Regions from separate parts of the Homo sapiens genome. Here region 1 is linked to region 2. Evidence: read pairs that join two places in POLR2A ChIA-PET (ENCODE). Cell type or tissue: GM12878. All regions are shown on one strand.

Region 1 (4,000 bases), 190 kb after region 2:
TGATTCTTGTTGTCTGTGGTAGTTAGGTTCTGTAAAGTCGCTTGAACACTGAATTAGTGAATACTGAACCATTGTTCCTAGGGGAAATACAGAGTTAGGTTCCTGTGAGCCGATGGCAGGATTAGATCCCTGTCAACCAATCAATGCATAACTTTTTTTATGTGTTTCTGCCTAAAGACACCTTATTTAATATATATTGTTGCTCTATCAACATTGAACTCATGGCCAACACCCTATATCTCAGGTTGGAGTGAAGCTTATCCAACATGTATGTTAGCACTTCAGCACTACACTTTGGGAGATATTCTAAACAGTGAAATTGCCAGCTAAAAGTACAAAAATGCAAAAAAAAAGCCGCTAAGTGGGGGTTGGGTGCAGTGGCTCACACCTGTAATCCCAGCACTTCGGAAGACCAAGACAGGTGGATCACTTGAGGTCAGCAGTATGAGACCAGCCTGGCCAACGTGGTGAAACCCCATCTCTACTAAAAATACAAAAATTAGCTGGGCGTGGTGGCACATGCCTGTAATCCCAGCTACTCTGGAGGCTGAGACAGGAGAATCACTCGAATCTGGGAGGCGGAGGTTGCAGTGAGCCAAGATTGAGATACTGCACTCCAGCCTGGGTGACAGAGCGAGACTCCATCTCAAAATAAATAAATAAATAAATAAATAAATAAATAAATAAATAAAATGTTGCTAAGTGATCACAAAAAGGACGCTTGTTTCCAATCTGAGAGCTGAACCAAGAAGCCTGAGTGTTGCCTTTTGACCTCGGCTGGGGCTGTGCGTCTCAGGCAACTCTAAATTTTTTGTCACTCTAGGCATGTTCATGAATGTCCTTGGAAACATCACTAGTATTGATTTTGGGGTTACAGGTAAATTTTGACGAGTGGGCGAATTTGCAAATGCAGAATCTCCAAATAATGAAGATTGGCTGTAATTATGTCCACCATCCCCAGTTGGCCATTGAGGAGACTGAGACACAGAGAACTTCAGTAACTTGCTTAGAGGCACACGTGGTCGAACTGGGATTCATATGCTAGTAGATTTCAATGCCATAGAAAGAGCAGAGCCCTTCTGGTGTGCAGAGAGGTATGGAACTAGCTGCTTACGTGGTGTGTGTTAGAAGTTGTGTTTGGAGTTTGAATCTTTCCCTGAATTGTTATAGCCCAGGGTCCAGAAACACTGGGTCTTTTCCTGCATTGAAGCTAGGGAAACCAGGTGCCAGTGGGAAAGAAGGGTGGGGGTAAGGGAGGGCTCACAACATGTAAAAGGGAATCACCACCAACTCTAGAAGTATAATAATCTTTTACATTTGTAGGGTTTTTCATTTTACGGTGTGGACTCACATGACCTTGGAGCTGACCAAATCATCTTCTCCCCATTGGAAGGGCTTTTAGAAAGTTGACGAGTACGTTTATGTCAGTGAGATTTCTCAGACCGGGGCCCAGATGGCCTGACTTTTTTCCCAGCACATACTATTGGGTTTTCCGGAGCCAGGTCTCTGAGCAGATTGGGCAGATTGGCACACCTCATCTGTGGCTTCCTGCAGAAACCTGCAGTTTGCAAAGCCGGTAGCTCCGGGGCCGGACAATGATTCACAGGAAGTGCCTGCAGGGGCACAAAGGGTTTTTACTGAAGGAAAGTGCCCTGGCTGGAAGATTCCCATTGCAAGGCTGGTGCTTTTGCCTTCTTGAAAGACAGGGGAGTGATAGGGGAGGGCCAGAGGTGCATGAGTGCTGTCCCAGGGACTGGGCTTTAGGCCCAACGCGTAGGAGGGAAGCTCTTTATAAGAAGTCAGCTGTCCAAAATTCACAAGGATGACTTTTAAAGGTTTTCTTCCCCGGCAAGCCACAGCGTCCCTCTTCTCTTTTTGTGACTTGCATTAGTCATAGTGCCATTGGAAGTTCCCGAGAAGATGAAATTTCTTTCTCCTACACATCATGTGAGAGTTTCTTGCAACTTTTTATTCTCTAGACTCTTGAAGTGATTTTATCACTACACCACCTATGTTTAAAAAGTATAAACTCTGCTTAAATGCTGGGTAAAATAGTTTATTCTGTTAGCACCTGAAGTCATTTTAGTCTGGTTAATAAATCTTTGTTTTGTGACAGTTATATACCATGCACTCTATTCTTTTGTGCCCTTTTAGGAAATAATTTTGGTGACATAGTGTGCAACAAAAGAACCCCTGAACTGTTTGACACTGTCCTGAATTGGCTCTTACTTAGCTTTTTTTTTTTTTTTTTTTACAAAAATCTTTTAAAAACTTGTGTTCCAATGTGTGATATTACAGACAAAAAACATACACAAATATGTTCAGTATAAAGAATAACTATAGGCTGGGCATGGTTGGCTCACACCTGTAATCCCAACACTTTGGGAGGCCGAGGCAGGTGCATCACTTGAGGTCAGGGGTTTGAGACCAGCCTGGCCAACATGGTGAAACCCTGTGTCTACTCAAACTACAAAAAAATTAGCTTGGTGTGGTGGCGGCACTTATAATCCCAGCTACTCTGGAGGCTGAGGAAGAAGAATCACTTGAAGCTGGGAAGCAGAGGCTGCAGTGAGCCAAGACTGTGCCACTGCACTCCAGCCTGGGTGACAGAGCTAGAACCTGTCTCAAAAAAAAAAAAAAAAAAAAAAAAAGAATAACTAGAAAGTGAATACTCGTGTAACCACCTCCATGGCAAGAGATAGCTATTGCCAGCCCCTTATCTCCTCCTTGATCATGTCTAGACTTCTAGCTTTCCCACCTATGTGTGCACCTTAAAGATGTACTTTTGTTTTGCCTGCCTTTAAACTTTGCATAAATGGGATCAAACTGTGTGTTCTCATAGAACTCACTTTGTTGGTGGAGCTTTGTGAGATTCCTCCGTGTTGTTGTATGTAGCCTTGTTCATGGTCCTTATTGCTTTAGACTGTATTCCATTTTGTTCCCCTATTCTACTCTTGGTGGACTTTTGGGTGGTTTCCAGTTTTGGGCTATTAAGTATGGTTTAAAGTCAGCATATAAGGTGAAATTAATTATTCATCTCTCAGTCATACTGGCTTCCCCTGGTTCCTCAAATATACCACCCACACCCCTGCCTCAGCGCCTCTGCACTTTCTGCCTGCCCTGCCTTGAAGACTCTTTCTCTAGTTTTCTGTGTGGATAACTCCTTCACTTTATTTAGATCTCTTCTCAAAGTCATTTTATCAGAACATTCTACCCTGACCACTCTCTTAAAACAGTGCCCCACCCTTCACTGTGTCCCTTACTCACTATGTATTTCTTTACAGTTCTGAATGTCACATGGCGTAAACATATGTGCTTATCATCTGCTTCCTCCCACAAGACTGTAAGGCCAATTTTCATAAATTTAAACAGCTAAAAAAAATGTTAGGAGCTTGTCTGTGAGCTTGAAGACACAGAGTCATACTCATCTCTACAGTTTAGAGCCCTGTGAACTTGGGAAACAAGAGTGCATTGGTTCAGCAAATATTTATTGAGCATTTACTATGTGCCAGGCACAGGTTTTTTTTTTTTGTTTGTTTTTTTGTTTTTTTTGAGGCAGAGTCTAACTCTGTCGTTTAGGCTGGAGTGCATTGGCATTATCTCTGCTCACTGCAACCTCCGCCTCCCGGGTTCAAGTGATTCTCCTGTTAGGCACTGTTTTAAGTACTTGAGATACATCACTGAGCAAAGTAGATACAGATCCCTGTCCTCGTGGCTTTTGTTCTAGTGGTGGTGGCGGTAGTGTTGGGGAGCCCAATAAACAGGAAACATAATAAGTAAACTAGGAGATAAATAAGTGTGTAGGAAACAAAAGTAGAGCAAGGGAGGGAGCATGTTTGCAATTTTAAATAGGTTGGTCAGGGCAGGCCTTGTTGAGGAGGTGGTGTTTAAACAAAGACTTGAAGGAGAGGGAGGAGTGAGGACGTGGCTGTCAGGAGAAAAACATTCTAGGTAGATGGAGATCAGCCAGTGCAAGGGCCCTGAGGTCAAAGTGTGACTT
Region 2 (4,000 bases):
TTAAACTACAACTAACATCAGTTCTGATATCAGAATTATCTAAGGACACCATCTTATACCTACCTGGTCATTAACTGAAATTTCTCTCTATAGCTTCATCATTAGACATTAAAATTCCTCATGCTTAGGCTCAGTGCCTTTACATTTCAAAGAAGACATCCTATTTGCATTACAGAACAAGCCTTGCACAATTTGCAAGTGCATCATCTGTTTTCAGATTTCTTTCCTGTCTAATATTCTGGGTTAACTTAGCTGGAACATCTTTGGTTAAGATGTGCTGCTGGCAGGAAACACAAGCTTTTTTAGGTCATGGCTCCTCACTTCTTCCAAAAACTCTAGTATGTACTGTCACCTGGATAATAAATTTTCTTAATGTAATAATGACAAAAAATATTTTTCCTGATTTACTTGTTTAACAAAAATTGATTGATAGGTCTTCACACCATGTGACAATGAATATTATGTGTCAACTTGGCTGGGCTATGGTCCCCAGTTGTTCCATCAAACACTACTCTAGATGTTGCTGTGAGGGTATTTTGTAGATGTGATTAACATCTAAAATTACCTGATTTTAAGTAAAGATTAATCTTAGTAATATTCGTAGATCTCATCCAATCAAGTGAAGACCTTAAGAGCAAAAGCTGAGGTTTCTGCTTCAGGACTGTAACACAGAAATCCTGCCTGAGTTTCCAGCCTGCTAGCCTGTCCTACAAATTTCAGACTTGCCAAGCCCTACAATCACACAAGCCAATTTCTGAAATTCAGCCAATAAATCTCTCTCTCTATATATATGTGTGTGTGTATGTGCATACACACACACAGACACACGCACACATGTACGTTCTCTTGGTTCTGTTTCTCTGGAGAACCTTGACTGAAATAGCCCAGTTCAATGAGGAGATATTATCAAACATTGTATAAAGTGACAAACAGAAACAAAACCAAACAGTTAAATGGCATACTCAAGCCTATGGTGCTCAGTATTGCCTGTGGCAGAGAGGGTACAGACACCACGGAACCCCTTCTGAGATATAATCACCATCTTACAGTATGCTTCAAAAATTCCAGGATTCTACTCCCTGAAAGTAGGGATGACAAGTTTTTTTTTTTTTTTTAACAAAAATCTTTTGCTAGGCAAAGTGCTTAATAAAAATTCTTGTAAATTTTAATTTCTTTTCCAAACATGGTTTCTGCCAAATGCCTTTCTTGAGTTGAAAATTGAAGATATTTAAATTTTGGCCTGAATTTAGCCATCTGATTAACATTTCCAGCTTTGCATCTGTCACTTCCCTAACAGATTCCTATTCACCAGCCCCAGACCAAGCTCTCCCTTAGTGTGTATAGTTATTTTCTGAGTCTCCGTTGCTTCCCTCTGCTCCATTTTAACTGCCCGAGCTTCTAGAGGGCAGGGGTGCTGTCTTATCATCCAGCACAGTGCCTAGCATATCGCAGAAGCTTAGTAACTGAGAGCTGTCAGGTGCCAGCAGAACTACATCAGTCAGTGACTGTAACTGAAACTGAGTGTTACGAAGTATATACTTTTGAGCTATTCAACTTAATTCATTAAAATTTCATCACAACCTTGAGGTACAATGAAGGACTACTGAACTAAATAACCACATGTATCTGACTCATGGCTGAATCAGATTCAATACACACCAAACAAGGAGGCCTAGGCCTAACAATGTGTGTGAATAAGAAGCTCATGGGGACTGCATGGGGTCTTTTACTGAAAATACTTGGATGTCCCTTATGCTAGAATACTAGTGTTTCTCTATTCACTATACAATACAATCACCTGAGGGGTTTTAAAATGCAAACAAACCAACTGTGCCCAGGACCCATCTCAGACTAACAGAATCTCTAGGGTAATTCTGATTTTTAATCAGTATTAACAAAAAAAAAAAAGAAAGAAAGAAACAGAGAGAGAGAGAAAAGAAAGAGAAAAGAAAAGAAAAGAAAAGAAAAGAAAAGAAAAGAAAAGAAAAAAAAGAAAAACAAGCTCACCAAGTAACTAATGTGTGGCCAGGGTGGGAATCACTGTGGATTTCATAGCCTTTACCAGGGCCGAGGCTAAGTTTGCGCACTATGGGGTTCAACAGCATGCTCTAGGGGTACTGAAGCTGGGATTACAGGTGAGTTCCAGAAATATAACCACAGCCTACAGGAAACTGAGTAAGATTATAATTTCTCCCATGGGGATGCTGTGGTTGAAGCAATTTACATATTGAATACAAAATGAGTACACTAATTTAGTTACCCATAAAATTTAACTTCTTCGAGGGTATCAAGAAAATAAAGTCCACTATAATAATTCAACTAAAGACAAAGGTTTACCCCTCAATACCTTTTTGGCTTCCTCAGCTGTGACAGAACTTCCAGAGGCTTCCTCTTTGGTGATCAGAGTAATTCCATCTAAAAAGTAATTCAGAGAGTAAAATCAAAACACAAAGAATCAACCCCAATCCCATTTTCGTTTCCATCACACCTCCTCCCACCTTTGAGCTGAAGATTTCTTTTTTTTAAATAGAGACAGGGTCCCACTATGTTGCCCAGGCTGGTCTCAGACTCCTGGGCTCAAGTGATCCTCCCGTCTCGGCCTCCCAAAGTGCTGGGATTACAAGCATGCGCCACTGTGCCCAGCCTGAGCTGGAGATTTTTAAAACTATAAAGGTGCTCTGTTCTACAAAAAATATAAAACTATAAAGGCAACCAATTAACAATGACCATCTTAAATTATCTTTTCTCCAGTTTTTGCCTGTGTAATAAGCAATAAAGGCCGCATGTCAAATGCCACGTGTTCCATGAAGCCTTCCTTGATCAACTCTAGATAAGTCTCCCCTTCTTTAGAAATCTCAGATCACTTTGTTTATTCCTTTGAAATGGCTCTTGTCGTATTTTATGTAACTATTTGTACACATGTTCTCTCTCCTAAGAATATATTTTCTCAAGGGCAGACACTAAGTCTTATAAGTCTTTATATTCCCCTCAATGTACAGTATGTCCTTACTTAACTATCATCAATAGGTTGTTGGAAACTGTGACTTTAAGTGAAACAAAAGTAGGTACTTAAATAATATTGTTTCATTATAACACTGATGAGAAAAAAATGGTTTCATTATGTGTCATTTTGCTTAAAGTCACAATTTTCAAGAACCTATGGACGTTAAGAGAGGACTTACTGTAGAACATAGCAGAAGCTCAATAAATAAATGATAATTAAATGACTGTATGCTTTTGTCCAAGACATCCGGTGCCCAATATGGAACTACGCCATGCATTTTGTCTTGTGGCCATGTTACTGGCTATTGATAGAGTGGCCAGAGGACTAGGGAGGAAGAAAACATGGTCTTCACCAAGGGGCATGTCTATCATTTAGGACAGTTAATCAATTTTAGCTCAGTAAGAGCAAATCAAGGGTAGAAAATCTACTCTTTAGTTTGCTCTTCTTCCTATTTTCCTACATCAAATGGCTGATACCTGATAAACTGTTCAAAAAGCACATGTATTTAACACCCATGTGTACCTATGAATGGCCTTGGTCATCTGTATTCTCTCAGTGGCATATAAGCTATCAGAAAATATGGATTTTGCATATGACCTGTAAGTTTCTTTTCAGCAAATAATACGCTATAGGCATTCAATAAATACCAAAACCAATCTCCTTCATTTACGGGGTCAACAGCAGAGACACAAAAGTGATTTGAGTAAGCCCCCTTCACTACCCATTCCAATTCCTTTTGTTCTCCAGTGCAGAAGTTAAAGGGCTGAAAAATTAACTGTCAGGAAAACAGTTACCTGTGTGATGAAGAGTTGCCCATTAGAAGGCGGATAGATAGGTATGCAATTCTTTTTATATAGAATTCACACAGAAAGAGATTGAAACAAATTTTGCATCTCTAGTATAAGTGAAAAGTTTATCTCATAAACATAATCATTTTCATAATATGTATTTTAAACAAGTAATATCTTATACTTGGGTTCTAAAAGAAAATCAGGT

Evidence for each region. ChIA-PET counts read pairs that join two places held together with the same protein. Peaks named below come from ENCODE experiments on the same cell type or tissue, not always from the same donor. Only the 100,000 strongest peaks of a DNase experiment are listed, where the experiment ranks them.
Region 1: POLR2A ChIA-PET joins it to region 2 with 5 read pairs; 2 of 35 experiments call an interaction of 5 or more read pairs at or near these places.

What each region holds. Positions count from the first base shown.
Region 1 is chr2:216,004,096-216,008,095 of GRCh38, reverse strand. All of the region lies in intron 1 of MREG (melanoregulin), which reads left to right. Among named protein-coding and RNA genes, the nearest start is that of MREG, 7.5 kb to the left of the region's middle. RefSeq lists enhancers at 1,295-1,344, 1,935-1,984, 2,901-3,050, 3,061-3,180. In GM12878, no CTCF peak of the experiment used is centred here; DNase peaks (open chromatin) are centred at 1,675 and 2,955; H3K4me3 peaks cover 2,549 bases; H3K27ac peaks cover 3,917 bases.
Region 2 is chr2:216,193,334-216,197,333 of GRCh38, reverse strand. It overlaps XRCC5 (X-ray repair cross complementing 5), which reads right to left. Exons shown (of 21, transcript NM_021141.4): 19 at 2,348-2,415. Among named protein-coding and RNA genes, the nearest start is that of LINC01963, 22 kb to the left of the region's middle. In GM12878, no CTCF peak of the experiment used is centred here; no DNase peak of the experiment used is centred here.